Linked DNA regions of Mus musculus: region 2 is linked to region 1. Evidence: chromatin loops called from intact Hi-C (ENCODE). Cell type or tissue: left cerebral cortex. All regions are shown on one strand. Each heading gives the region's core, and the rest is flanking DNA. Links, peaks and the distances in the headings are about the cores only.

What was found. A loop is a pair of places that touch in the nucleus more often than their neighbours do. Peaks named below come from ENCODE experiments on the same cell type or tissue, not always from the same donor. Only the 100,000 strongest peaks of a DNase experiment are listed, where the experiment ranks them.
Region 2: a loop joins it to region 1, with 8 times the contacts of the local background. A loop is called at or near these places in 3 of 42 quality-filtered maps.

What each region holds. Positions count from the first base shown.
Region 1 is chr13:78,882,151-78,898,107 of GRCm38, reverse strand. No RefSeq gene overlaps it. Among named protein-coding and RNA genes, the nearest start is that of Gm25383, 270 kb to the left of the region's middle. In left cerebral cortex, for the core only: no CTCF peak of the experiment used is centred there; DNase peaks (open chromatin) are centred at 5,628, 6,270 and 6,654; H3K27ac peaks cover 1,422 bases.
Region 2 is chr13:78,650,932-78,666,888 of GRCm38, reverse strand. No RefSeq gene overlaps it. Among named protein-coding and RNA genes, the nearest start is that of Gm32067, 180 kb to the right of the region's middle. In left cerebral cortex, for the core only: no CTCF peak of the experiment used is centred there; DNase peaks (open chromatin) are centred at 9,915, 10,493, 10,970, 12,675 and 4 more places; H3K27ac peaks cover 4,939 bases.

The DNA of each region.
Region 1 (15,957 bases), core at 2,584-10,583:
TAAGGATTTTTATATTTTCTATCATCAAAGTTATAGAAACTTCTTCTTCCTCCAAATTTATTCCATGAGAATATTAACATTAATGGGTAATGAAAAGTTTTTCAGTCTTCTTATACTTCACCTTTCAGATAAAAGTGAAAGTTTTTGCTACATCGTTTTTTTTAAGTCTTTTTGCATTTAATATAGCAGATTGTAAGTATTCTCATAAAACACATTCATAGTTGACACACCAAGAATATTGCTTCTAAATGAACAAAGCACAAGGTTCTATTATATTTCTATTGTACATAATATGGTTACTCCCATAGAATAATAAATCTTACATTTAGGCAATTGCAACCAAGAACAACACACTATAATTTCATATTTAATGTAACTATTAAGTGCTAGATTTCAAATTCTGAACTCTGCTTTCCCAAATTCTGACTTACTCTCCAAAAATTTGAAGCAGTTTTGAAAACAAAATACAGTACAAAAGAGGAAAGGGAGCCAATATGATTTTTATGTAGTCATTTGACTTCAGCAGCACAATAAATAAGGTATTACTATGAAGAACATTGGGGATGTTTTACAGCCTTGGAAAGTTTAACCTTAAAGAGGGAGCTTATCTGGAAAGGAATTCAAAGTTAACAATGAGACAGGGGTGCTTGTGCACTTCCCAATCAGCTAAAGTAGACAATTGTAATAGCGAACTTGTTAAACTTCCAGCCACCTGGAAGAGTCCTCTGGATTTGCTAATGAAAGATACCACACACACACACAAACACACACACACACACACACACACACACACACACACACACACACACACTCAGACAGACACACACACCATTTAATTTTCGAAATGCCTTGGCTACTATCTTCCTCATGGCTAACATATATTTCCTCTGGTACTACTCCTGGATTAACACCTTCTAATTCAGAGAAATGCACATCAAAACAACCCTGAGATTCCATCTCACACCCGTCAGAATGGCTAATATCAAAAATTCAGGTGACAGCAGATGCTGGCAAGGATGTGGAGAAAGAGGAACACTCCTCCATTGTTGGTGGGATTGCAAGCTTGTACAAACACTCTGGAAATCAGTCTGGTGGTTCCTCCCAAAATTGGACATAGTACTACCGGAGGATCCCGCAATACCTCTCCTGGGCATATATCCAGAAGATGTCCCAACTGGTAAGAAGGACACATGCTCCACTATGTTCATAGCAGCCTTATTTATAATAGCCAGAAGCTGGAAAGAACCCAGATGTCCCTCAACAGAGGAATGGATACAAAAGATGTGGTACATTTACACAATGGAGTACTACTCAGATATTAAAAAGAATGAATTTATGAAATTCCTAGGCAAATGGTTGGACCTGGAGGGCATCATCCTGAGTGAGGTAACCCAATCACAAAAGAACTCAAATGAAATGTACTCACTGATAAGTGGATATTAACCCAGAAACTTAGTATAGCGAGATATAAGGTACAATATGTAAAACATGAAACTGAAGAAGAATGAAGACCAAAGTGTGGACACTTTGCTCATTCTTAGAATTGGAAACAATCACCCATGGAAGGAGTTACAGAGACAAAGTTTGGAGCTGAGACAAAAGGATGGTCCATCTAGAGACTGCCATATCCAGGGATCCATCCCATAATTAGCCTCCAAGCGATGACACCATTGCATACACTAGCAAGCCTTTGTTGCAAGGACCGTGATATAGCTGTCCCTTGTGAGACTAGGCCGGGGCCTAGCAAACACAGAAGTGGATGCTCACAGTCAACTATTGGATGGATCACAGGGCCCCCAATGGAGGAGCTAGAGAAAGTATCCAAGGAGCTAAAGAGATCTGCAACCCTATCGGAGGAACATTATGAACTAACCAGTACTCCAGAGCTCTTGACTCTAGCTGCATATGTATCAAAAGATGACCTAGTCGGCCATCACTGGAAAGAGAGGCCCATTGGTCAGGCAAACGTTATATCCCCAGTACAGGGGAACGCCAGGGCCAAAAAATGGGAATGGGTGGGTAGGGGAGTGGGGGGGAGGGGGTGGGGGACTTTTGGGATAGCATTGGAAATGTAATTGAAGAAAATATGTAATAAAAAAAAACCAAAACAACAACAACAACAACAAAAAAAACACCTTCTAATTCTATGGTTTTTCTTTGCTGCCCTGTTACCTTCTGGGTAGTTCCCTCATAATGCTGTTTTCCCCTTCCACCTACATTTTGTATGATTTTTCCTCTGTAGTTCCTAAACCCAATCCCTCTACCTCAGAGTAATGGTGAATCTCTCTCTCTCTCTCTCTCTCTCTCTCTCTCCCAGGAATTCTAACAGTTCTGCCTCTCTTTGAGGTGCCCAGCCATTAGCTGCTGGCATCTTTGTTTACCAATTGGAATCAACTGGAGGCAGTGTCTTATATATAGGCAATCATGTAAGCAGTTTTGGGGACCAAAATTAGCATTATAATATGAGCATTAGACCAGACCCACTTCATTTCCCCTTCTTGTCCAATTGTAAAGGTTCTTTTTTTTTCTCAGACTAAACCTGAGCAAAACTATAGCAATTATGTAAATTTCAAAGTATGATATAAAATTAACATCCAGTCCATAATATTTGTCAATTAGATAAAAGGCTCCACCATCTTTCTTAACTAAAGAGATGATAATTCTATATATGAATTATGTTCTGTTAACTTGCATTGCCATCTGAGAACCATCCTTTCACATCTGTATCATCTCTCTCAATGTTAAACGAGTTGAGCTTGATTATGAGACTATAACTAGTCTTCAACCCCGTCAGAAATTTGATTATGAATTAATTATTACCTGAATATATAGGAAGTACAAAATATAGTTTCTAAAACTTAAACAAATTATAGACACCTGACTACCTTGAGCCAATCCACAGTACAGGGCATGCAGAAAAGGAAGATATCCCTGTTTTAAGAATCTCTGGCTTTGGGTATGACTTTCATATCAGACTAGAATTGTAAATTGATGAAACTTGAGAAAGAATGATCACTACTTGGTCAATGATATCATAAAATATCACTGTATAGGAAACAATTCCAATTAACTAGATGATCCTCATATTTTATAATGATTCATTATAAGACAGAACAATCATATTGAAAGGGTATAAAATGGAGAAGTGGTCTAATTATAGTAAACAAAGAAGTGACTTAAAAGAAGACCCATAGAGTATAACACTGCCAAAGAGTTCTAAGTAAAAGGGTTGCAATAGGAGACAGCAGAGTCGATTTCCTGTCATAACTCTGATCAGATTCTAACTAATGGAACTACAAGAAGCAATCACACTTCCTAGCCATGGCACAAATAAATAATGGTCTAAGTGATAATAAATTCTACCATGTTTATACTAACAGGAAATACTCCATAAATGGCTTAAATTAAAAATAAAAACAGTATTATAGTTTATAAAATCGTATGAAGTAAACACCACACACACACACACACACACACACACACAGTTAACCATTCTCGAGCAAGCAAGAAGAGATTATGTCCACTTGGAGTCTTTAGAGAAGAACTTGTGGAATAGAATTTGAGGTATTCTTAATAAATGGACAAAAATTCAAAGGGAACAAATTCTTTTCGGTATGGTGAGTTGTGACAACACAAATAAAAACCTAGATGGAAGAATGCTTAAGGCTTGTTTATGGCATGTATGTAAATGGGGAAATACTGTATATAATAAGAGAATACACACATACACACACACACACACACACACACACACACACACACACACACACACACATATATATATATATATATATATATATATATATACATACATATTTGTATAAGCTATTTTATTGCCACTTCCTTGGCTGTTGGCATCAATATTGGTTTTATAATCTTTGGTAAATAATTTATCATCTCCTAGCTTCAGTTTTCTTAATTTTAAAATAAAAAATTAAATGTCTGTTACTTACTAACCTATTGTATAACTGAAATAAAATGCAAATTGTCTTAAAATAACATCTGTGTTGATTCTTATTTATTGTCTATACTTGTAAGTTGTTTTTGTCTTTGTTTTGTTTTTTTGTTTGTTTGGCTGTATTTGTTTTGTTGTTTTGTTTTTAATATGTTTTGGTTTGTCTTTTGAGACGCTATGTAACCTAGTTGACCCTCGTTTGGCTTTGAACTCATAATGATGTAGACCATAACCTTCCTGCATCCCTCCAGAATGCAATGGTTACATTCATGAGCCATGAGTCCTTCATCTGTCTTGTTCCTTCATTGTACTTTGGGTTTTCAAAACAGCAGTGACAGTGTCTTCTTAATATCCTGCCTTCAATATTTGGAAAAATTCGTGTTGTGCAATTGGGGATAATAAATGTTTCTTCAGTGCTAAACTTGTCCCTGATATGTAGGTATATCCATATATCTCTATGATACAGATTCCATGGTCACAACCTCATATTGCCAGAGCCTTTATTGCAGTCCTTCTCTGGGGTCTCACTTTTCACAGTGCAATGAGGGTTCCTTCTTTGTTGTGTTTTATTAATTCCTACTGTAGTTCATGTTTTTATCTCACCTATAAATTTTCAGTAGTATTATATAATCAGCCACTTATGGTTCTGGCTTCTAATCTTCTACATTTTGATAACATTAAGACTACTAAAATGTGAACCTTAAAGATAGTTATAACTATAGCCATAGATTATTGATTTTGGGGCAGGTAGATGAGAGAGAGAGAGAGAGAGAGAGAGAGAGAGAGAGAGAGAGAGAGAGAGAGAGAGAGAGAGAGAGAGAAAGAGGATGAGATAAGATAGATGGGTGAGTGAGTGAGTGGATAGATATTAGACAGATAAAATAGAGACAGATAGATAGACAGATAGATGATAGATGAGTGATAGAAGATAGATATTAGATAGGTAGATAGATGTTAGATAGAGATACATAGATTAAATTGATGATAATAGACAAACAATAGATGATGATGATGATAGATAGATAGATAGATAGATAGATAGATAGATAGATAGATGGATGGATGGATGGATAGATAGATAGTTGATAAATTAGAAATGAGAGATGATAGAAATATAGATAGATAGTAAAATAAATGATAGATAGTAAGATAGAAAGATAGATAGTAAGATAGATAGATGGATAGATAGTTGATAAATTAGAAATGATAGAGAGATGATAGATAGAAATATAGATAGATAGTAAGATAAATGATAGATGGATAGATAGTAAGATAGAAAGATAGATAGTAAGATAGATGGATGGATAGATAGATAGATAGATAGATAGATAGATAGATAGATAGAATGAGGGAGGGAAGGAGGGAGAGAGGGAGGGAGGGAGAGAGAGAGAGATCTATTAAATGTTCTTCAGGTTCTACGCTCACTAACTTACATTTCTATATAAAAGCACTGTATTTCATATAGAATTTAAAATACCTGCTTACATTCTGGAATTTATTTCTTAATATTCACATACTCTGGAGGGTTAAGGTTAAACTAAAATTTTATTTCCCTCCCTAGCTACTTGGCTCACCATAAAAAGAGAGCCATGTAAATTTTTTTGCCTTTTCTGACTTTAAAAAGTTGATGGCTTGCTACCTTTTTTATCTGAAGCATGTAGGCAGATTCTAATTTGGCCCTGCAAAAAAAAAAAAAAAAAAAATCTGTTTGGCCCTGGGCTGAGGGAAGATGTTAATTTTCATGACGGTTTTAGAACACATCAAAATTCAGTATGCATTTTTTTCAGTATTTCAAAGCAATATGCTTAAAGCATGCAGTTTAGAGCTAGAACATATAGAGCATTTAAAAATATTCATGTTTTACCAAGAATCTATCCGGTCTATTATTACAGTAAGTATGATACAAAGACATCTTTATATGATTGTGAATGAAGTGTTCTACATTGGAAAAGAGTTCAAAGGAAAATGATATATCTTCTTGCTCCAGAATTCTTTTCTGGTTTGGGTGCTAGAAATTCAATATAGTCCAAAAGAGAATTGCATAACTGGACTGGATGCATTAAGTACAGCTCAAAAAGTAGTTTTAGAAATATCTAACGTCCAGCTTCTAATATTTGACTTCAATTGATCTTTAGTAACACCCTTTGCTTGAAATATTAACATAACTACTATTCAGCATGAGTATGAGCTACCTGCCATGAAGGCCTGTTAACACCAAACACTTGGACATGATCACATGCCCTAACCACTGAATTCGTGTTCTCCTATGCAATGAAACTATAAATAGTGACTCCTTTTTGAAATTAGTATGAAGAAATGTTTCAAATGTCTGAATGAAAGTGAATCTGTAGGTTCCCAACCGCACAGAGGACAGACAGGCTTTCAGGTTTACTTGATGTAGATCTTTTGAACTTATGTTGTCTTACTCACTGAGTGTGAGAGAAGTTAGCGACTTGATGGCTATTGATACTGTGAATATTAGTAAACACACGAGCAGGCAAGTACGATTCATGAAATTGTTTTCTGCCTCTTATCTCTCCAAATCATTCTATTAGTAAAATGGAATATAGTAAAATACCGAACAGGCTTCCTTCTATTCATGTACAGACATTTGAGAACTCACATTAAAACGGAAATGGTAGGGACTAAGATGCAATGTAGTGGGTAATAGCACGAATTGCTCTTTCATAGGAACTGAGTGAAATCCTCAGAACCTGAAGTAACCTCGCAGTCCCCATATCAGGTAGCCCATGTCAACCTTTAATTCCAGCTCCAGGGGTATCTGCAGTCAAACCTGAACAGGATCCACACTCAGCCACAGACACGCAGGCCTCCCACATACCAGGAACCACACACATGCACTCCCCCCGCGCCCCCCCCCCCCACAGCCACAGCCACACACATATATTCATATATTTTAAAGTGAGAAACAAATGTAGAATGGTAATTTTCTGAACTACTTCCTGAGCTAAAAAACAGCTATTGATGGTTTTTGACCAAATGTATGCAGATATATGAAATTCACCTTCATGTTATTTCTTAAAGTAAGCAACAAGTCTGAACTATATTAACATCGTGGTGATCGTATTTCCTCGTGGTAGTAGAGATTTAATGTATAGTGGGCTAACCTATACTCTAACTCACCAAGTTGCCCAGGCTGACTTCAAACTTACTCTGTAGGCCCAGCTAGCAGGGCTTTGCTTGACCTTGAACTCTGAATTCCTCGGTCTCCTGGACATCTGAGATTCTGCATGAAAATTTGGACTTTGCTGAAACAAAGTATTTCTTCTTGGAAATCCATCCTCTAAAAGTGTAAGTAACTACATGTCCTAACATGTAGCACACTTCCTCCTGATGACCTAATATGTGCCAAACTCTCAGCAAACAGCTTTCCACATATCATTTTATTTAGTCTCAAAATGGCCAGCAGTGTTGATACCATTGAAATGTCTGTTCTAAAAAGAATAAAGAGGAGGTTCTAAGGGTTCATCAAATCACCCATAGGCAGTCTTCAATAATGTTGATATTTCAGCACAGACAACTAAACATCCAAGTCTTTGCTTAGCTATCATAATGTATTTGCTAAAAATACCTGCCTTCCCTCGAACTGATTCAGATGCAAAGCAGAGAAACAAACATTGCTGGTACAATAAAACAAAATCTAGAGATGAAATGTAGAGAGGAAGCTGTGTGGATGTAACAATAAAGAAATGGGAATAAAGTAGCTTGACAGTAGCCTGCATATGGGTACTCAGTTGGCACCTCTAGAAAAGCACACCTAAGCAGAGTCAGTCAAGAGAAGAAAAGGGGACGGTGAACTCTGAGAAATACAGTAGCATCAAGATGAACCTAGATGGCTACCAGAGAAAAGATCCCGAGGAGAGTGGACTGGACAGATGTTACATGTGTGCCAGGCTGGCAGTGGTGTGTGTGTGTGTCATGTATAGTGTGCCCACAGAATTGACCCTAATCTAAAAGACTAAACCTTTTTGACACTTCCTTTGGAGGGGAAAGTTTATATTAAAAAGTCATCATTCTTTGAAAATGAATTCACTCTTCATAATCAACAAAACTTTCAGCGACAGCAGTGAATAATATTTAAGCAACACAATAAAAAGTGGTTATAATACAGTCACACTGATTTCCTTGAGAGCCCACTTGACTGAGTATAAAGATAAGTCCAAAATATTTTCAGCATTACTTTTGTTGTTAAAATAAGTCAATGACATTCATAGGTGAGAGTTACACAAATAACTTACTGAAAGGTTTAAATTCCAGTTCATTTATTGAAAAATCCATTTATTTTCCTATGCCATCTGCCAATCTGCTCCCAGTTTAAAGTTGTTTATTAAGAGATTTTAAAATCACTTGTTTGATTAGCGTTTAAAAAGTAACATTAAAATGGGGCTGGTTTATGGTTGCCAGTTACATATGTACAGTTGCCAAGGCTGTCATGGCAATATATTACATACTTGGTGGTTGCAACAAGGTTGTTTATTTTCTCACAATGGTTCAGGCTAGAAGTCCAGATTAGATTTCCCCTTGCTAAGCCGACTGGCAAATAACAAGATGAGGCATCTCCCTCTATTTTCAGGAGTCTTTTCTGTGCCTGCTACAATCCTCTTCTTAGGAGGATGTAAATCAAAAACAGAGTAGTGTAATTTCTCAACCTTGTTTTAACTTAATTGCTTATTTGCATAAAATACCTCCAAAAACAGTCAAAGGCACTGGGATTTAATTCAGTGTGTCAATTAGACAAACACATTTTACAGCAACATTATTACCAAAAACATCAGATATTTTCTGGTTTAATTTTAGTTTTATTCAGCTTACCCAAGAAGTCAGAAGAACCTCAAAGGTGTAGACAAATAGAGATAAATATGAAAATGTAGAATTGAAAGCCATTTTAATTAATTAAGTAATTCTCCAGTGAGTACTAAATTTTCAGGACACTTCCACTGTTTTTTTTTTTTAATTTATTCCTTGTTTATTGTATTCTACACAGTATAGTTCTAAGATATATTCTTTTTTTATTATATATATTTCTTCATTTACATTTCAAATTCTATCCCCAAAGCCCCCAATACCCTCCCCCTGCCCTGCTCCCAAAAAAAACCTACCCACTCCCACAAACTGGTCCTGGCATTCCCCTTGACTGGGGCATAGAATCTTCACAAGACCAAGGGCCTCTCTTCCCACTGATGGCTGACTAAGCCATCCTCTGCTACATGTGCAACCAGAGAAACAGCTTGGGGGTGTAGTACATATCGTAGTTCCTCCTATAGGGTTGCAGATCCCTTTAACTCCATGGGTGCTTTCTCTGGCTCCTTCATTAGGGGCTGTGTGTTCCATCCAATAGATGACTGTGAGCATCAACTTCTGTATTTGCCAGGTACTGGCATAGCCTCACAAGAGAGAGCTATATCAGGGTCCTGACTGCAAAATCTTTCTGGCATATGCAGTAGTGTCTGGGTTTGGTGGTTGTATATGGGATTGATCCCCTGGTGGGGAGAAACATCTAAGATATATTCTAATTAAAGACAGACCCATTGAGTAGATTTTTGAAATAGTTCAATTTATTTTTATATAATTTAAGAATGTGACTGTTGTTGTGGAAAATATCTTCCGATGACTAATGATAGAACTTTCAATCAATGCTTTATGTAATCCTTAAAGCATCACTATGAGATTCAAATTACCCTTTCCACTAATGGAAAACCTAAAGACTAAAATTTAAATAATCTTCCCCAAATCACATGGTAGTACATGTCAACTCATCTTAATTACATATTGTTTCCAAAATTGACAAATCAACCTCATAAAATTAAAAAGCTTCTGTAAGGCAAAGGACACTATCAATAGGACAAAACAGCAACCCACAGATTGGGAAAGGAACTTTACCAACCCTATCTCCAATATAGAGCTAGTATCAAAAAAATACAAAGAACTCAAGAAGTTAGCACCCAGAGAAACAAATAATCCAATAAAAGCAGGGTATAGAGCTAAATAAAGAATTCTCAACTGGGGAATATCGAATGACTGAGAAGCACCTAAAGAAATGTTCAACATCCTTAGTCATCAGGGAAATGCAAAACAAAATGACCCTGAGATTCCACCTCACATCAGTCAGAATGGCTAAGATCAAAAACTCAGGTGACAGCAGATGCTGGCGAGGATGTAGAGAAAGAGGATCACTCCTCCATGGCCTTTGGAATTGCAAGCTGGTACAACCACTCTGGAAATCAATCTGGTGATTTCTTAGAAAATTGGAAATACTTCTACCTGAGGACTGACCTATTCCATTCCTGGGCATATACCCAAAAGATGCTCCAACATATTACAAGGACATGTGCTCCATTATGTTTATAGCTGCCTTATTTATAATAGCCAGAAGCTGGAAAAAAAACCCAGATGTCTCTCAATAGAGGACTGGATACAGAAAATGCGATATATTTACACAATGGAGTACTACTTAGCTATTAAAAGCAATAGGAGAATGCCAGGGCCAGGAAGCAGGACTAGGTGGGTTGGTGAGCAGGGGGAAGGAGGAGGGGATAGGGGTTTTTCAGAGAGGAATCCAGGAATGGGGATAACATTTGAAATGTAAATAAAGAAAATATCTAATAAAAAATTACTTCATTCAGAGGCCAATGGATGGAACTAGAAAATATCATCCTGAGTAAGGTAACCCAGTCAGAAAAGAGCACACATGGTATGAACACACATTGTATGATAAGTAGATATTAGCCAAAAAAAAAAAAAAAAAAAAAAAAAAAAAGGAAAAGGAAAAGAAAAGAAAAGAAAAAAATTGAAACCCAAGAAAAAGGAAAACCAAAGTGTGAATGCCTCAGTTCTATTCAGAAGTTGGAAGAAAATAATCAAGGGAAGTAAAAGGAGGGAGGGATCTGGGAGGCAAAGGGGAGGGGGGGAACTGAGGGTAGCCACTAGAAAATCCCAGATGCCAAGAACCCAAGAGTTTCCCAGGACCCAAAAGGGATGACATTAACCTAAATACCCAACAAAGGGAACAGAAAACCTGTAGACATCATATCCAGTGGATAGGCATAGTCCTGGTTGAGGGATGGGGTCACCCACCCATCTAAAACATATTAATCTAGAATTTCTCCTGTCTATAGGAAATGCAGAGACAAGGACTGGAGCAGAGACTGAGGAAAGGCCATCTAGAGACTGCTCCATCTCGGGACTCATCCCATCTGCAGACACCAAAACCAGGCACTATTGCTGATTCCAAGAAGTGCTTGTTGACAGGAGCCTGATATAGCTATACCTTGACAGGCTCAGGTGTGAAAGCCAGCAGCCAATCACTGGACTGAGCATGGGGGCCCCAATGGAGGAGTTAAAGAAAGGACTGAAAGAGCTGAAGGGGTTTGCAGTCCCATAGGAAAGGAAGAACAACAATAGCAAACAACTAAACCCCCTCCCCCCCAACGCTTCCAGGGACTAAACCACCCACTAAAGAGTACACATGGAGGGACCTATGACTCCAGCTGCTTATGTAGCAGGGAATGGCCTTATCTGGCATCAATAGGAGAGGCCCTTGGTTAACGTCCTATCGTAGGGGAATTCTAGGGTGCTGAGGCAGGAGTAAGTGGGTAGGGGAACACCCTCATAGAAGAAGGGGAGATGGGGGAGCATATAGGGAGTTTGTGAAGAGAAAACTGGGAAGGGGCATAACATTTGAAATATAAATAAAACAACAAATTTTTAAAAGAAGAAAAAAGATACATGTTGTTTTCAATAATCAATAATCTCAACTACCTCCCTAGGCTCTAATATAGTCATTCAATACTAACAATATTCAGTTGCAAAACACCTTTCTATAACTGAGTAAAAATAACACAATAAGGCTTGCAACATGTAGGTCCAATCCATTAGTACTTATAGGTTCTAAGGCACCGAGGTTAAGATGAAGAAGAGTCTATAGTCCAAGAAATCTCATTGTCTTGTGAAAACATAGACATACAGTTAACTTTAATGATAAAGCCCTTACACTAGAGTTAAGCCTTAAATACTCGACTAATCAGCAATTCTGTTAAGGCATTATTTATTAAAAGTAGAAGAAACCATTGAAATCTTTTATATTTTTCACCATGTGAATAACAATTTAAAATAGAAACACTTCAACCAATGATGGGGAATCATGTGTGCATGCTTCTATAGCATTCAGGTTCAGTAAGTTTGAACAAGAATTCAGCGCAATTGTTTCATTTTACTTTTACTAAACATTTTTGCAAACAGCACTTTCTGATCAATGATGCTTTGGAAATGGAGCTAAGTACCAGGTAATACTTATCCTTCTGTACACTCAGATCCAGGTTTCTATTTACCAAGAAGAACGACAAACGCCAGTTAAACTACATTTAATTCCATCTTTCTGATGCTCAAGTGTGGGAACAAGTATCTCCATCAATATTTAATGGCCTAATCTGAGCAATGCTGCAGAATAGGCAATAGTCCTGTTAACATGTTGTTAATTCTCAAACATAGAGGCAGAAATGGAGTATACAGTTACTGCAATGCACAGCAGTACATTTCCCCAAGGTAAAATTCTATTTGCAGTCTCTGGTCTATCTACCTTCATTGATAATACAGGAATTAGAAGCATTTCAAAGTTGTGTTCACTGAGTGAAGCTTGCACACACTTTAAAATTCATGGAGGAGAATGAAGTTTCCCAAACTCTTGCAATTCCTGAGCAATGCCGTAGCACTCTGATTCCACACAAATATGCTAGGAGCCCAACCTACTATCCGTGTTTTGGTCCATTTCTAATTCAATACCTTAAACAGCCAGTAATAGCAACAAAAATAGTTGCCAAGATACTTGAAATTTAGAACATTGGACCTCAATTACAAATCGTTTCTTTATAAATTATGAGAAGGGTTTATCGATAAAAGTAAGTTATAAAGAATTGTAATGAAATATAAATCTCTATTACATCTACAGCATGAATACAGAGAACTTTGTATTTGTGTTCAAGATCACCGTTTCCTGAGCTCCCTTCACTTCCCAGACTAAATACTGAAAGATTACCAAGGAGGTGGTATATACAAGACATGATAACAGTAGGCAAAACACTCACTGGAAGAGAGGAACTTAAAAAAAATTGCACTAAATCACTACCAAATACCAGGGCAGTAGTAACTTCTACTGTTACTGAAAAGCAAGACCAGATTCTCTTTATTCATTGACTGAGTTCTTGGATGCTGTACTTAAGAATAAAGACTTTATTGCCTTCCTCATGACCTCAGATTTGGCCTTCACAATTACACAGTCATTTACAACTTATATATGATTGAGTTTTCAACCACATTCAGTTGTGATTTCTGCTGAATAACTTCAGCAATTTTCCCTCTTGAATGTGGCATATGGTTTCCCCTTTTTTGTTATTTTTGCTTTCTGTAGTTTCTGTTCCTTTACTAAAGCTATCAAGTGGAAACTTCTAGAAATTATTCACTGTATTAAATTGCATGGAACTCTGAAGAGTGTAACAAAACTCTGATGGAAATTCAGCCCATCCTGCTCTGGATGTGAGTTATCCATGGGTTCAGTTGCTGTGATCCAAAGACCATTGCTTTACCTTATGAAGATGCTGAAGAACTACTACTGGCAATTTCTCCATGACAAAGAGAAGCTAGGCAAATGTTTTCTTCACTTCAGAGATGAAAATCACCAGCTGAAGAAAATAAATAATGTATGCTGAATTCTCTGGGATACATGGTAAGAATGAATTCATCTATGAAATTATAAGAAGAATGAAAGAAATGTGCATTGGTTTTTCTGCCATAAATAAACCTGTGAATTATATGGAAATAATGCTTGGTTAAGATAGAAAAGACATCATGCTTTGTCATAGATATGTATCTATAGGCAAATACAACATATATAGAATCCTGTACTAACTGTAGTTTCCAGGCATCCACTGAGGGTCTTAGAGTATATCCTTTGTAGACACAGCTTTGTAGACAAGAGGATAGCTCTATTACTAAAATGCCATTGAGTTACTTCAGTAGTAATATTAGTAGTAGTAGTAGTAGTAGTAGTAGTAGTAGTAGTAGTAATACTTCATGTGTCTTCAGATTCTCAAAATTTACCTTTGAGTTGGTGTTGTCTAAAGGATAGAACTAATAAAATTGATAGGTAGAATAAAAGGGATTCATTAGATTGTCCTTCATGATACTGTCTAGGTAGTTCAGCAACAGCTGTCTAACACTGGAGATGTTGAGATCATTCTATAGGTTGCTTAATACATCAGACTGGATATCTGAGAAGTGCCAGTCTGGTGTTGAAGTCGCGGAGGATTCAGCGAGAGCTACTGGTGAAAACCAGTCATGTCAGAAGCCGCAAGAGTATGTTTCTACTGTCGGTGACAAGTATCAGGATGAATCAACTGGTCAACAAAAGTTAAGTTACACAGGGAAAATGCAAAACTTCCCTCTCCAGAGTTCTTTTGTCTAGGCTGCTACCAGAAGGCTCCACCTACATTTAAAGTGGATCTTTCTACTTAAAGTACTCAAATCAAGAAAGATGTCTCATATGAATGTCCGCAAGTTCATGCTACAGATGAATCTAGATCCAGTCAAGCTAACAAAGAGAGTCATCATAAATACCAAACATTTAGCCAACACTGTAAAAATATCTTAAGCGTATTTTTCCTAAACAACAGGTGAGTTCATATTGTCTGCCCAAAATAAGAGCAAGAAATGTTTATCAGCGTAAGTATTTGGCTTACTTATGTGAAGTTTTTGCTGATTTGTTGGGAAAGGAGTTCATGTCTTATACAGTTTCCTGTTTTCTTATAAGTAAGAATGTGGAATGTCACTGAAATAATATTTCTTGTTCCTTTGCCAAATACAGTACTTAAGTACTATGTTTATATAACCATCTGTCATGTTTACATAGCAGAACTCAAAGGCAGAAATCTCTCATTTGTCAGAAGCATGGCCTGTGTATAAGCCTATCTGTTATATAAATTATTTTGGAGTAGATTAGAATCTTTTTCCACAAATGTTCATTAACTAAAAGCATGGTTGAACCTAATACAAAATGGAAGAATACATGGCTGTGCTTTTAAATCTCTGTCTCCCTCCTGGTGCCCTTCATTCGGATTGTTTAATACATAGTAATTTTCTCATACTACAAATCACTGAAATAATATTCTTGCCCATGCATTACTGTCCTTTTCTATTTGACAACTATTTGTCCAGGACATACCACATTTCAGTCTGGGTAAGTGGTCAGTGAATCTGAATTTATTATCTTATATTCTAACATAGAAGAGAAAATATAAATAGTAAGTATTAGTAAAATGAGGAAGATTAGAAGATAATATGGCTCTGAAGAAAATACAGGTAAATCATCATAAAATGAGATATTGAACAAGAATATAGAAAGATAACTGTGCATCTAACATGTAATGGTCAAAATATTTCTAATTGAACAGTTCCTGTTGAGGGAATATTGGCTGGAGGGAAATTTTAGTGAGTAACAGGTCTATGTGATGGTACCCTAAGAAAAAACTATGTTTGGTGTGTTTAGAAAACCAGAAAGAATTTAGTGTAGCTGAAACAGACTGACCAAGACAGGGAGAAAAACTAAGAGCAAAGAGAAGAAAAGTTGAGAGAAGTAAGAACTTCTGAAAGCTATTGAGAAATCTATGGATTCACCTATTTAAGTATCATTCCCAAAAGCTCAGAGTTTTAGGTTTCACAGCTGAGGAACTTTTGGGAATACTGCTTAAGTAGGTGAGTAGCTAGACTTCATTTATTCAGCCATTTGAACTTTTTCACTGATTCAGTAAATATTTATGAAGGGTGTGTGGCTCACAACGTAAGGAATATAATGGTGAGGAAAATAGCTGTAACTCCTATCTACAGGAAATTCCCACTCTACTTTGGAAGACTGATAATTCTGAGAGTTGTACAAGTGATCTGAAGACAAAGAAATAAAGGAGTATGTGTCACCCTTTGAGAGTCCACAATAG
Region 2 (15,957 bases), core at 5,218-13,217, 230 kb after region 1:
TACTTGTTAAAGCTGCACTGTGGTGAGCCTCACAGTATTTTGGCAGCAAACTGAGTCCCTGTTCACAAGTATAAGATTTGTTTGGCTCCAGGCATCTGTGTTTGGATTACAAGCATGCTGATTGGTTCAAGGTCAGGTCACCTCAAGGTCGAGCTCCCCCTTGTAAAACGTCTCTCTCTCTCTCTCTCTCTCTCTCTCTCTCTCTCTCTCTCTCTCTCTCTCTCTCTCTCTCTCTCTCTCTGTCTCCCCTCCCTCCCTACCCTCCCTCCTCCTTAACCTTTACCTTTTCAACCTACTTTATCTCATTAATAACAACTTAATAATAGAAAAGGCAATAACTTCCAACCATTTACATTTTTGCCAAAGATTTTGAAAGAGCAGACCTCCAGCGTTGGTGTGAGGTCCCATCCATGTGAGCACAGCTCACACTGGCTTGCTTTTGACAGGTGACCTGAAACCTTTCAAAGTGACATCTGTCGCAGAGACAGACACAAGGTTTTTTAGCCCAAGAGCTTGTTTTCCTGACATTTCATTTTTCATCAGATTTTGAGAGAAAGGAAAAAAAAGATGAACTTGAGAAAGTCTTGCCAGGGGCATAAAATAAGCTCAGGCTTTCTGCAGCTGCTGGACTCACCTTTAAAGGTTAGAGATCCAACAAAAGTGAACAAAGAAGACCTCGGTTTGATGTTAGTGGATAAAAGGGCATGTTGTTACTTTAAGTGCATTTCCAATACTGGCATAACCATTAGGCATCATTACAGGAGACATGGAATCAGAGTGAGACTGCATATCCATCTGAAATTCCAATTTTAAAGTTTAGTCATGGAGCAAATCAAATCCAACCTCACCTATTAATCCTGCGCAAAAGATGGAATCCAAAGGTGTGTGAATTTTCCCCTGAACTGAACAATTTCTTGCTTCTGTAGTGTTGAAATGGCCAGTAAAAATCAGACAAGGTATTGAATTCTTCAGTTTGAACTAAAGAGATTTTTTTTTTACATTAAAATAATTACTTGATTTCTCCTTGGGGTAAACATATTAGGAAAAAAAGTAATATCCTTTTGAGCAACAAAAAGAAAAAAGGCCTAGGAGCCAAAGCCCACTGAAGTTATACTCTTGGCCTTACTAAAAATGAAAATCTGGGCAAGTGCATTGTTAATTCTGTTTTTATCATCTGTAAAACGGAGGAAACAATATCTGCCTTGCGGAGTCCCAGTAAAAATGAAACAAAATAATGTAATCACATGCTGCCAAATATAAAAGAGTGTAGCTGCTACTGGAAATCATATTAGTCTCATTTTTTTCTTTTCTCCCAGTGCTTAATAAAGTACTGGACACATGACTTCACCCTCAGAATGGAATGTTTAAAGACAACAAAACATTTCCTTTGAAATTATCTCTATGCATGAATCTAAGATTGATAATTTGCATGTTCACAAGAAAATAAGCACATATCTGACCGTATAATTCTTAAGCCTGGGGAAACAGAAACAGCAAACATATTTGCTCACATTTCTAAAATAATGTCTAACATTATCAGCTGGGAAATTTTCTTTTAGGTGTAAAATCAGGTATTGTCAGCCCTAATGTCCATCTCAGTATAGGTCTGAGCAGATGTAGAGTGAGTTAGGTACAGAATAGGAGGTACACATCCATATCTAGTCAAATCATTGTGAAACTGAAGCCTGTCTCTATGAAAAGACCCTCAAACTAAGGTGAGAATACTCCTCATGTATTATGCTGATGATTGCGCTATAAAGGGAGAACTTGACAGAGTGTGGCTTGCACATTCAAGAGTCTTAAAATGTGATGTGAATTAAAAAATTCTAAAAGCTAAGTAAGAAATACATGAGAAAATAAGGTTCTCGGGGCCCAAAATGTGGACATGAAATCTGTTTCTATACATTATTAGGATTCAAAGTTTCATTATTCAATGATAACCCATGCTTTTGGTCATTCTATTCCATTTCTAGCGCAGTTCACACAAGTTTATACAAGTATGTCAAACATGTGAGTAGTTCATAGCAGGGCAGTACAATACATATTCTAAAGCATAAGCCAGTGAGTCCATTTGGGCCATTTACTTGGCCCAATCTCATGTCTTATTAGGATTTAATTATTTGTTTTAGGATGGTCATCATTTCTATATTGTCAATACTTTGGAAGAGACCATAAAATGGTAACATTTTTGATGATCAGTCTTAAAGCCTATTTTTTAACTTCCCCTGGATTCCTTCAAGAAACATTTTGCCTCTTGCTAACTTAATTTTTATAGTTTTCAATCATATTGCATTATTGTCTTTTTAAACCTGAAAAGCAAACTTTTCCTAGGTAAACATACATTTTCATTTATTTTATTTTATATATTCTGCATGCTTTGCTTAATCAATCACTGTTTGATGGTACTTATTTTATGGCTGAACAAAAACTTAAGACTTTGCAAAAGTTGTGTATTTGTGTGTGTGTGTGTGTGTGTGTGTGTGTGTGTGGTGCTCATGTACACGTAGGTGCACATATACATGTGTGCATGTCTAAATGGAGGAAGGGGACAAATTTGACTTTATCAGATATCATTTACCTTTTTTCAGATGAGTCTTTCACTGCCCTAGCACTTGTCAATTAGACTAGGTACAGGTACGCTGGCACTAAGAACCAGAAATCTGCCTGTCTTTGCCTCCCGGGTTCTGGGACCACAAATGCATGCCCATGAACCTCCTCTTTTACTTTAATTCTGGAGATTCTATTCAAGATCTAATGTTTGTCCCACATATATAGATTTATCTGCGTAACCTGAGATAAAACTATAGAACCATATAAATAACAAGTTTATGCCGAAATTTCTTAGAATAAAATTCATAGCACTGTTGAGATTTCTCCAGCTTCACTTACAAATGTAGTTTACTTTTCTTAAATTATTTAATGTGCTTTTGTAGATCATAATCCGCTTTTGTCTTCCAATACTCCTTTTGCAATTTTAATTGAGTTTATGGCACTGGACTTTAAAGAAACAAATACAGTTTTATTGTTTTTGAATCTGAGTGCAATCCAAAATATACAATCTATACATTTCTGTCTCTCTATCATTTGTTTATTCAGAATTACTAAAATTCAGGACTGTTCTTTATAAGTGCTACTTGATACCCAAGAACATGCAGAGTTCATTTATGAGATTTTTAAAGCAGTTCTTCAAAACAAAAAGTAGCATTGTTTGAATGTCATGGGAACGAAGCTGTCAGAGTTCAACTTCAGTTCAGAGTACAACCCTGAAGATATGAGTGGGTCTCCAATGGGATTAAATGTTTCAGAGGTACTTTCTAGAGTGTAGAAGGAGGACTAGACCACAGAGTAACACTGGAAAGAAGACAAACTGACAGATGTTTTGTAAGCCAGGTGGAACTGGTTATGAGCTTTGTCCTCCACATCCCGCTCACCTTATAAGTTAAGGAATGGACTCGACTTCAGTGGAATGTAAACATGATCAGAACAGGTCATGACACAGATATGCTTTTGCTAGTCCTCTCAGTCTGTGCTATCATATGAAAGCAATCTTTAATAGTTGCTTAGTCAGTAAACTTTTGCCTTCTTTTTCATTTAAATCATGGGACCTAACCTTGTCTTTAATTCCTCCCAGTGTCTTTCTTTTGGTTTAGATATCTTTATAATCCCTGCAAATGTTTAACATATGTTTTATTTGTTTTTTTTTTAATTTTTGTTTTTCTGGTTACTTCAACTGTATGTATAGATTCATAGTAGATAATTTAGAAAATACCATCCAAGAATAACAGCTTATGAGGGATGAAGTTATATCCCAATAAACTCACCAGAGATCGAAATAACAGATAAAATCTGCATTTATTGTCTATAACTGGTTAAGCATCATAACTTAGTTGATCTTATATTAAGCATACTCAAAACTCTTACATCAGTCCACCTTCTGGTAAAACCACCCAACACAGAGGCTGTTCCACTGTGAGATGTTGGCTGCTTCTTCTAACCCTCTGGATATGCTGTTGCAGGTAGACAGTATGACTGTAAGCATGCTTTTTCTACCATGACAGAGAACAGAACCATTGGCATACTTCTCTGTATTTGCTTTCAGCTCCTTTTCCAAAAGTTGATTTTGTGCATCTAAAGACAAATAATTTTGTATGTATGGAATTTTTTCATGCAAGGATCTCTTCATCATTATGAAAAATATTTTTAGAACAATTTTATGGAATTGAAGCAATAGCCCCTTGACACAATTAATGGTGTCCTTTATGACTTTTCCATTTTATGTGTGCTTTGACTTTTTACTCATTTTTTATTCTATATATTTTACAAAATAAAATTAAATGCTTGTCCTTTGCAAAAATATTTTGAACACTACTATCTATCCTATTTTCAGGCTATTTAAGAGTGATGTCTAGAATTTTTTCATACATTGAGATATATGTTAATATTTGACATTTTATAAACCTTACTGTTGCCCATACTTTTTGGGAAATTATTCTCTAAACAGGTAAAGTTGCACTAAACTTTTACTAAGTTACATTTTTTTTCTGAGCTCAGATGATGATGGTGCTGATTTGAAGTATAAATGGCTAATGATAGCGCATGTCCATTGTTCCTAAGGATTAGTATTCACAAGAATCTCTGAGGATGCCTCTCATCAGACATGAATTAGGTAGGATAATGTCAGACTTAAGAATACTCTTTTTAACAGGTACTAGGAATGATTATCCTAAAACTGTCTATGGACTACTGGAATTACATGCACCATTTTTTAAAATTAGATGGATGATTTTAACACATGGTGCTAGAACACTTGGGTATCCAGATGCAAAAATAAAATAAATTTCAATACATGTCTTGTATAATACATAAAAATTAACTCATAAAAATTAAAGATAAATGAGTCAAAGAACTATATATGAAACCTAAAACCATAAAACTTCTAGAAGAAAATAATTGTTGCTTTGGGTAATGAAAAATTAAAGTATATGTGAAATGAAGCTTATAAGACCATTTAAAGATACATTGAATTTAATTGAAATAAAAAATTATACTCTTTGAAATGCATTGGTATGAGAAGTGAGGAATGAAAACAGGCTACAGTCTAGGTGAAACTGTTTTCAAAACACATATCTGGCAAAGTATTTGCCCATAAAATATATTATTTCAAAAGTACTCTTAAAATAATAAGCAAGTGACCAAATTAAATAATAAACAAAATAACAAATGTTTCACCAGAGAAAACATGTGACTAGAAAACCATATCTAAAGATGTTCAGTGACATTAGTCATTAGTGAAAGGCAAATTAAAACCATTACAATGACATTGCTGACTTGGAGAACAGTTAATATATAAAGAGACAGTCCAGGCCCAAGGTAAGAAAAGATCTAAAGGAAGATAGGTTGAGAGAATGTCTCGGTTAGTAAAGTGTTTCCCTTTGAGTATGACAACCTGAGTTTGGGACCCACAGATCCATGTAAAAAGCTGGGCATGAAGGCATGCATCTAGTTCTTGCAATGATGAGATGGGTGGCAGAGACAGATGGATCCTTGAGACCTCCCTGGCCAGATAGTATTCTATCCTACTTGTCAAAGCTTCCTTGCAAATGAAAGATCCTGTCTCAAATGAAAGATGGGAAGTGAGTACAGAATCCACCAAAAGTTGCCCTCTACGCTCCTCATGCATGGGTATCCATATGCACACTGCACATGCACACATTGACATGTATATGGATACACACAAATAGCCATGTTAAAGGTATGGAGAAACTACTATTGATAGGAATATAAAACCATGGAACCACTTAAAAATAGCTTTACATCTTCATAAAATGTTAGACATAGATTTCTGAAAAATAATCATTCTACTCTCCGTTATGTAGCCAAGCTAAGTAAAGCATATATCTATACACGTGTTCAAAATTCTCATAGCAGTCTTATAATAGTGGAACACTGGAAACAACACAAGCTGCCATCAATGAATAAATATACAAGTTGTATATCCATACAATGGAAAATATAAATCAGAACATGCTGAGTAAAATAAGAAAAATTGGTTCAATTTACAAAAGATTACTAAAAATGCAAAAAATATGTAGGACAAGTTAAATTGATCTATGGCTGCACAGAAATGAGAGAAAAGCCAAAGGGGAAGTACACATCAGTTTAAATGAAATACCATGGGCACACAAATAAGTTGAATTTTTAAAATAAAGAATAAATTTGATTAATAAATCTAGAAGATAATATTTTACCCTGATCTTCTCTAGTTTTGGTCTTTTAATGAGATAACTCAAAGTACTGAGTAATTGTTGAGTAGTGGAGTAAATGCAACAAGTAAACTTCCAGATGTTTGTAAAGCAGTAAACAGCAACAATGTTTTGTTTATTTATTTTGTTGTTTTCTTAAATTCAAATATAATTATATCACCCTTCCCTCTCCTTTCTCCACTATGTCTTCTGCCACTCCTCTCAAAGTCATGTTCTTTTTACACACACATGCACATACACACTATCATACACACACACACACACACACACACACACACACACACACAAATGCAGTCAGAACTATTTGGTATTGGATAACAATTAGGTGGCTCATCTATGGGGAAGACTAAATCTCCCTCTTTTGGTGGTCATTAATAGCCCGTTCTTTTTCATCAGGGGGTGGAGCCCCATGAGATTTTATTTTCATTCGTATTGGTATGTCAACTAGTGTTGCTATTATTTGGGATTTGTAGAAACAGCCATATTATTGGGATTTGAGTACTGTGGCTTTCCTGTCATGGCTAGAAGATACAATATTGAAGCAGACTTCCTAGTCCTGTGGCACTTTCAGTCTTTCCACCCCCTCTTCATCAATGTTCACTAACCATTAATTAAGTGGAGAGACTGTGCTGTCGATGCTGATCCCAAAGAAATCTAGTCTGCCTGAAAAGAGATATTTTTGCATGTTTGGAGTGTACTAGGAAGACGACTCTAAGATGGAGTACCCTGAAAATGGATTTACTTAGTGTGTCCATAGATCAGCAAAGGTGAAAGAGAGGAAATTGTCCTTTGTACAGGGAAAAGTCAAACTGGAATGAAGGCTCATAAGTTTCAATTACTTCCCTGCGAGTCTGACACTGAAAAGGCACTGAGAGTTAAGTCAAAATAGATGATAATCAAAAATCTATAAAAGTAGTCATATTGTTGTATGACATTCATGCAGTTACATCATATGTAGATGATATGTTCACATGAAACTAGGTGAAGTTTGATCTAATGGTATAAGTATGTTACCAAGGCCCAGTTTTCTCATGTTTTTCAGTTTTAAAAATGATTTTATTTTTATGTATTATATTACATTATTTTATTTATATGTATATATGCTTGTGTGTGTGTGTAAGTACATTCACATGCCTATGCCACCAGAGGTCAGAAAATAGTGGTCAGATCCCCTGGAACTGGAGTCACAGGCAACTGTAGGCTATGGACTAGGTGCTAGGAACATACCTCCAGTCCTTTGAAAGAGTAAATAGTGCGTGCTTTTGATTGCCAAGCCATCTCTCCAGCCCCATTGTTAGGCTCTCTATCCCCCTTCTCACAAGTTCATATCCTCTCTCAGGAACTTGCCTCAAGTCTAGATTTGGAGGATCAGTCGTGTCATACTTCCTATTCTCCTACTCCAGCTCCAGTGGAAAAGGAGAGCAAACGATGTTTTGTAGCCTCCTATGAAAGACCAAATGTTTTTCTAAAGTACATATACTTTTACATTCTTCAAGGGTCTTTATAGTGTGCTCATTCTTGAGCAATCTTTTCCAGTCTGGGTACTAGACTCCGGTTACCAGTATTACTCTGGGAGGATTAATGCCTACAAAACACAAGTGGAATAATTTGCATAGGGAAAATATGCCTGAAAAAATAGATGTCATAGATGATATGCCACAGCCAAGCCTAGTACATTCTGGCTGCAGTGAGCTAAAGCAAAGGCACAAGAAAGAGATGTAGTATGAAGGGCACCTCTCAGAACACACGAGCCCTTTGGTGGCTAATAGCTTTGAACACAGATGGACTGCTGGCCCTGCTTACTCACTAAGTCCTTTTTTATTTTACCAATGAGTAAACATATCTTTATTTCTTCAAATTAAAAACTGAAAGAAATGTCAAAAACTGGAAAAAAATAACATTTTAAAATTAAACTCTATTAAAGAAATGCTAGTTCAAAAAAGACATAATTGGGCTCTCTAAAACCTGGCAGCTCCCAAACGCCAACAAGTTTTTCTCTTCGCAAGTCTGTTCTCAGCCATTCCAAGAAAGGAACAGAGAAGAACAGAGCTGTATCATTTTGATGACAACCCACTTCTAATCCACAGGATCATATGCCTTTGCACCCTGTTCAAAGGAAACTTGGCCTAGAAAAGAATTAGTTTCATAACAAACCAGCCATTCTGAGAATAGAGGTGAGAAGGGATCGGGCGGAAGACTCTGAGACGGTGGAGAAGAGCTTCGGCTTTAATTGCCAGTTCATCTGCAGTTTCACAGGCATTCTTGGTGACCAAAGAGGCTGAGCAACTAGCTCCTCAAACTCTCCACTCCTCAGTGCGAAATGACAAATCAGTAAAATCTTGGTGTTCATAAATACACTTCACACACACACACACACTCACACACACACACACACACACACACACACTCACACACGCACACACGCACACATGGAAATGCTTGAGTCACAGAGACAGGATAAATGCAATCATTTCAAGAAAAATAGATTACTAGGAAAGGTCAGCATCTGCAAGATCATATACATTATCCACATTTAACCTTACGTGTGTGGTTGCGGGACATGCCAACATCTCTGTCAAGTACCCAGTTATATTTGCTAATGATGTTTAGAGAGCTATAACCCAAGGAAGGCTGTAAATTAGGAAGTCATTATAAAGCAAAACAATGCAAAATAAATTTTCATCTCAAATGTTCATATTCAATTTGTATTTCTGATTAAAAGACAGTCAAAATAGTTTAGAATTTAAAGATCACTATTTAAGAAGGGATAAAATTTACACCAAATATACACACATACCCAAAAAACAAACAAATAAACAAACGCACTTAAGAAGAAGCAACATTTTAAAGGGCTACAGAGATTATTCTTGCTGCAGAATCAAATCTCTCTCCTATGAGTGTGTTTGAATGGTCCTATTCCGTAAGCCTCCTTTAATTTCTCCTTCTCTCTCCATGATCTCCTGGTAGTTACCATTTCAAACAAACTTTACATCTAAGAAGTTAGTGCTGCTAATGAAGGAAACGGTAGTCATGAAACTCAAGCTGGAACAAAGGGGGAAAGGGAAGCCTACTTAACTGTATGGGTTCTGCTACAGCTTCTTGTGGATTAAAACCCTGCAGGTAAAAGGTGTAGAATGCTCCCTTTCTCGGTGCTTTGGTGATGTAAGCAAGAAGGCACAGCAAATTAATTCATCCCTATCATTTCTCCTCATCATCCTGTCACCCACCAGGCCATGTCTGGGAAGCAGAAGACATGTTCCTTTGTTTCCTTTGATTTTTCTCTCATTTCTGTGAATTTAATTTTCAGTGTGAGCGTGTGTCTGAGCTGGGGCAGACAGATTGGTGCAGGGTTTCTTAAAAACAATTTTTTGCTCCATCAGACACAATATATTCTACTGAAAGGGAAGAAAGCACTGCACCCCAGGGGAAAAGTTTCCCCAAAAGTTTGTTCCCTCAGAACTTTAGAATGGAAAGCTGTGTCCCTCTTGGGTGATTTAATTTAATTGTTATGTTTGTTAGCTTTGTTCTAGGAGAAATTAAGCAACCATCAGAGGCACTTCATAGGCAAACACCACTTTTTGGTAGACAGAACACAAACTAGGAATTGGAAAACCAAAAAAAGAATACTGGCAGTGTCGTTGGTGACTTCATCTCCACATGCCTGAAGTTCCTGTTTGCAAAGGGAGTCTAGCTCCCACTCACTGCTTCTCTCTTGGAGATGCTGTCAGGACTCATAGACTCTGGGTTTTTTGCTCTGATTTTTTTTTTCTTCTGAAAAGGAGCAGAAATTTTTAATGTCGCAAAAGGCACATCTTGATAAGTTTGAAGAAGGCAACCCAGACATGATAGTGTGCTCCATTTGATAATTTCAAAGGTGATACATAGTCTGTGCTCATAAGAAAGTGATAGCTCAAAACATCCAACACTAAAACTAATCACTGAATATGTTAAATGTCAAGGTGTGTAAGAGAATAGAGCAAACTAAGTTAGGTCGCAAAGGTGGGAGTTTCTAGAGGATAAAGGCACAAACTCCAGATCTCCAGCCTGAAACCAGACTTCTAGCTGAGTTACTTTAAGCAAATTGCTCAACTTCTCAGTGCCCCAGTTTCCTTATTTGTGACAAGAAGAAAATAGTACCTTCTTCATAAGGAAAACCTATATCCATATAAAGTGCTTAGAGCAGCTAGTTCCTGGCACATAGTAAGTAGGATTGTTGTTATTATTAGAATGTGTAAGATTGTTGGGGCAAGAAGGAGCAGTTCTCCAGACAGAGTGAACACATTAAGTACAGGGGACAGAATTAACACAACAGGAGCCTGGGAAGTGTGAGAATGCTCTACTCCTAGCACATAAAGGACCTGGCAGATGAGGCCGGTGTGGGAACTTCACAGAGGTCTTTGCTGTGAAGACAGGCTTTATTTTACATACAATGAGGAGTTGGTAAGTGATCTTAGATTCAGAAGCAATATGCTTAGATTTGTGACAGTAAATACTTAAAAGAAAGTGCTGATGGAGTGTGGAAAACTGTTGGATGGACACAATGATCACCCTCCAAGTACCCACACCTCTTAATGTCTTTAGAGCTTTCCCCACCACGGGTAGTTATTTAAACTTATTTAAAACAGGCGAACACTAGACTTGCTTTATCTTCTAAAATGCAGTGAAACTTCACCATGGCAGTTCTAGTCTTTGACTTTAAGAAAGATGTCATTCTTTCTGTTTCTCAGAATCCTGCTTCCCCCTCCCCTCACTCTGTGAGCAAGCCCAAGTTAGCTTACAGGAAGATGAGAAAACACAGGAAGCTGAGTCAAGCTATCCACCTGAAACCATCCTAAACCAACCACTCTTTTGTGTTTTACATTACTAAAATTTTGCACACATTTAAACAGCCATATGCTTATCATCTGATAAGAATTTTAGTGGCAGAGTTCAAATAGTGCTAAATTACTCAACATACATGACACTGTAACAGCATAGCCACTGTGTTAATACTTTTTATTTTCAGAGAAATCTGCATTTTATAGGGTGTGAATGATGCTTCTTATCTTTAAGCAAATATTGATTTAGTTTAGGGTAGATATTAGTATTCCATTTTATAGAGAGAATAGAGACAACCATATCACACAATTGAGAATAGGATAGGGGTGTGGAATTGCTGATATCCAGTATAATTATTTAACTGTATCACTATTTTCCAGGGAAAATAAACAATGTCATTTGAGAGTTTTCTATGTCCTATGGACAGTGGCAAATACTAAGCCAGCTAGACATAACCCCTGTTTTTGTAGAGTACTAATAAAGGAAATAGGGAGGGAGTGGAGGGCAGTACCAAACAATGTACTGAGCATCAACAGGGCAGAAGTACACAACACTCTCAGAACTTGGTCAAACAGAGAAAAAAATGTCAGTAGAACCAACATCTATCCTGAAATCCAAAGACTGACTGAGAACTATCAAGTTTATCAAGTTCACATAAAGTAACCCAGGAAGGCCCACAAGATGTTATGAATGTACACTCAAGGAACATTCTTGAAACTGGAAGTAATTGCTCAAATTTATAAGCTTTTCACATATAACAGGGAGAGAGAGAGGAAAGCTATAGGCATTAGCAGAAATTTGACCATATAGGAATGCTTTAATCCATTTTCTGTCACTGCTAGCACAGTTCCAGACACCGGGCAAATGATAAAGAAAAGAGGTTTATTTTGGCTCATGGTTCTGATGTGAGGTCAAGAGGCCACATCTGGTGATAGCCATCTTGCTGACAAAATGCCAGGGTAGTTCAGGCCTAAGCAAACTAATGTTTGACTTTTTTACTTTTATAGAAGGTCCACTACCAAAATAGCACCTTAATCTGTTAATCATATGTGTATACTAACCCATTCTTTTGGGAGGAGCGCTAATCACCTCTTAACATTTCCTGGTCCCTTCTCTTAATATCTCATAGCAAGAATCAAACTTCAGTGGTAGTTTCAGAGTGGACAAACCACATAAACTGTATTTAAGCCCTCCAAAGGACTTATGGAAATACTTATGCCAGTATTTTCAAGGCAAGGTCATGAGGCAGTGAGATTTGCATTTCAGTAAAATAACCTTGACCTGGAATAGAGACATAACTAAAGGAAAGGGGATCAATGAGGAGAGGATGAGTAGATGATTAAAGAAGCTATGGCAGAATGCAAGAATAGGATAGTGTGACCCTGAAGTGGGGTAGGTAATAATACAGATGAGGAGGAAATGAATAGACATAAAATATGTAGGAGACAACCCCAAGGAGTTTGGTGTCTTTATAAACAGGGCAGGTTAAAACTACCCTTGATGTGAGCTTGGAGAGATGAATGGATGCAATGCTTGTCACTAAGAGTAGGAGGCACAGGAAAGGAGTTTAAACTTAGGGAATGTTAAATCTACTTTTAGACCTATGATGCTCTGGTGGCATAGCCCACAGCAGATGTGGACTGCCTGACAAGATGTGAATAATTTCTTCTCTGTGGTCTCTTGAAAGATTCTGAATACATTGAACCATGAGTAGATGCATGCTGGAATTGCCATTTAGCAGTAATGCTAGTGAATAACTGCATCTTCTTTTTGTCTCTTGATCTCTTGAAGTGATGGGAAAAGATTTAGTAAATTAATCACTTCCATTTCTACTACATATCCAGGAGGTCAACTAAATTTTACACTAACATTTTCCTTATCAAAACTTCTAAAAGGTCAGTGAACAGATATGAGTATACTTCACCTTAAAAATTGAAAATAACTGTAACTGTTAGACCCTGTCTAATCAGCAGAGCTACAGAATTAGACATCTAGACCTCTTTCCTAAAAAACATTCCTTCTTTCATCAAAAGTGATAAACTATGGACTTGGCAAATGTGGTGGTTTGAATGAAAACTGGGTCCCTAGGCTCATAGGGTGTGGCACTGTGAGAAGCTGTAGCCTTGTTGAAGTAGATGTGGCTTTGAGGTTTCCGATGCTCAAGTCAGGTCCAGAGTCTCTCCTTCTTCCGGCTGCCTGTAGGTCTAGATGTAGAACTCTCGTCTCCTTCCCCAGCACCATGTCTGCCTGGATGCTGCCATGCTTCCCACCCTGATAATAATGAATTAAACTTATGAACCTGTAATCCATTCCAATTAAATGTTTTTCGTTTTAAGTGTTGCCGTAGTCATGGTGACTCTTCACAGCAATAGAAACCCTAACTAAGACAGCAGATATATTAAGCACACAGAACATTTACTATAATAAATTAGAACAAAGATTTAAGAAAATTTTAATTTCTGGTCTGGGGAATTCAAGCATTGGTACTGCCACCAGCCAAAACTTCTAGAAAGTATTAAGAGGGAATGACACTTGAGTTTTAGACTGAAATCGTTCAGCAAGAAGTGACAGCACAAGGTTTGTAAGAATGCTCTTGGGCTCCAAAAACTGTAAACCAAGGCCCAGACATAGATTAAGCAACTGGGAACTAGAAGTGTTCAGAAACTGCCTCTTTAAGCCTCTTTTACACATGGCTTCTCAGTTCTGGGGGCAATTTAAAAACTGGACTAATCCATAGCTTAGTTGAAGATAATAATAGTAATAAGAAGAAAATGAAGTAAGAGCTGACTTTGACTGAATTTCACTCCTAACTGTGACTTAGAACCTTTCTAATGGTAATTCTAGACTACTTCAGGGCAGAGGATGGGAGTTGTAATTCTTCTTCCTTACCTAGAGTGTCCCAACTGATAAATGTGTTTGGATGAAAAGATGCAAAAACTTGTTATTTATTAGAAAATACCATAAGTAGTCTTATAAAATACTAAGTAGTCTTAGGCTATATTTTTCCTTACTACCTTTCTGACATTTTCTTTGAAGGTCAGGGAGATGGCCAAGTGCAAAGAGATTTGCAGAACTTTGGATTATTTATGCAACTTCTTACAGACATACGATTTAAGCTTGACCACTCTGCTCACTCTGGAATGAACCCAGGCCAAGTGGTAGAGATTAATCTGCCAAGAGACAATCTTTAATAAATTATTTGGTTGGTTTTTCCCCTCTTTTCCTGCTTTAAAACATTTTCCTCCAATAAATAATCAAGTTGTACACTGGAAAACAAAAACGACTGACCTCCTCAGAGAAGACAGGAAAGCATGGAATGGAAGCTGGAGAAATTTTACTTGTAGTGTCCGTGCAGTGAGAAAATGTACTTATTTATTGGAAATACCAGCAAATGGGCTCCCATGGAATGAAATATTTATTAAAATTGCCTCTTTGGCTCTCTACAGTTGCTGATAGGGTTTAACGAGAGTCAGGTATGGAAGCTAGAGTGAAGGTATGTCTAGTTATTTATTTATGGTTCAAGCAGCTTCGACCACAGGCTTACTTTGGGAAATCATAGAGGTGAGGCCAGACATGACTGACAATAGAGTTATTCACTGTTCTTATTGAATCATTTGCCACAGCTCAACAAAATAAATCTTAAAACACTTCTGTATTTACTTGGCTCCATTTTAGAGTTCTTACTCTGTTGTTAAGATATGTTGTGAGATTTTATTAAAGTTTACAATACTGTGTACATATTCAGTTATTTTAAATTCTACCAATACCTCCACTTCTTTTGTTGTTATTGTTTAATTTTAAATCATTTAATTGTGTGTTCTCTTTTTTTGTTTATTTCCTTAGGCTTTATAGTATGAAAATCAGTTTTAGTTCTCCAATAAGAATTATGAGTATTATCTCCCATTCCATTTTTTCTTTTCTCAAAATTATCTATTCTAATTAACACCCTGTCTTCTCAAAGTGTACCAATGATGCCTTGAAAGCAATTATCTCAAACAATTTCTAAAACAAAACATATGCATGAGTTGTGCTCAGAAAGAATGAGAAGTGTCAAGTATTCTAAACTTTATGTATACCAAAGACACTCAAGGGAAAAAAGGGACAGCTTCATTCTTCAAAGAATGTGGGTGATATTGGAGCTGTGTGAATTTTCACGTATCCCATCAAGATTTATTGACAGAGCTTAAGAAAGCCACTAAAGCTTGCAAAAAGTTATCTCCAGCATTACTTAAAAAGCATTCAAATATGTTTGCTTCAGTTATTGCTGGCTTCTGGAAAGCTAATGCAGTAAGTAGAGATAGAACTGTAGAACTGAAAGCAGCCATACAGACCATCTAATAAGAGCCAGTCAAAGCATGAAAAGGGAAAGTGGAATCTCAAGGCATTATGTAAATTGAACAAAGGAGTCTAGCACACAACAGAGCAAAAATTAGAACCCAGTTCTTTAGCTCCTACTTCTGTGCCATTCAATGATATTCACGATGATGTGATGTGATGTGATATGATATGATATGATATGATACGATATGATATGATGTAACATGATATAAAAGAGAGAGGGGGGAAAAAGAAACAGACACAGAAACAGAGTCAGAAAGTGTAAATAACTAAATCTTCCAGGAATAGTATGTGGTTTGAATAGGCTATGTACTCATGAACTCAAATGTGTTGCTAGCAGTGCTCTGAAGCTAGGATGTGCTGCTCAGATACCCTCTTACACTAGGAATGCATTCCAGTGCTCACTACTCCTGACAACCTGGCCCTCTGGGACTTGCTGTGGCTGAAAAGAATCTGAAATTAATGACCTTGACCAATTGGTAGATACTGAGGCAATACACTAGCACAGCAGGCACAGTTTGGAGCCCTGGCTGCTGCA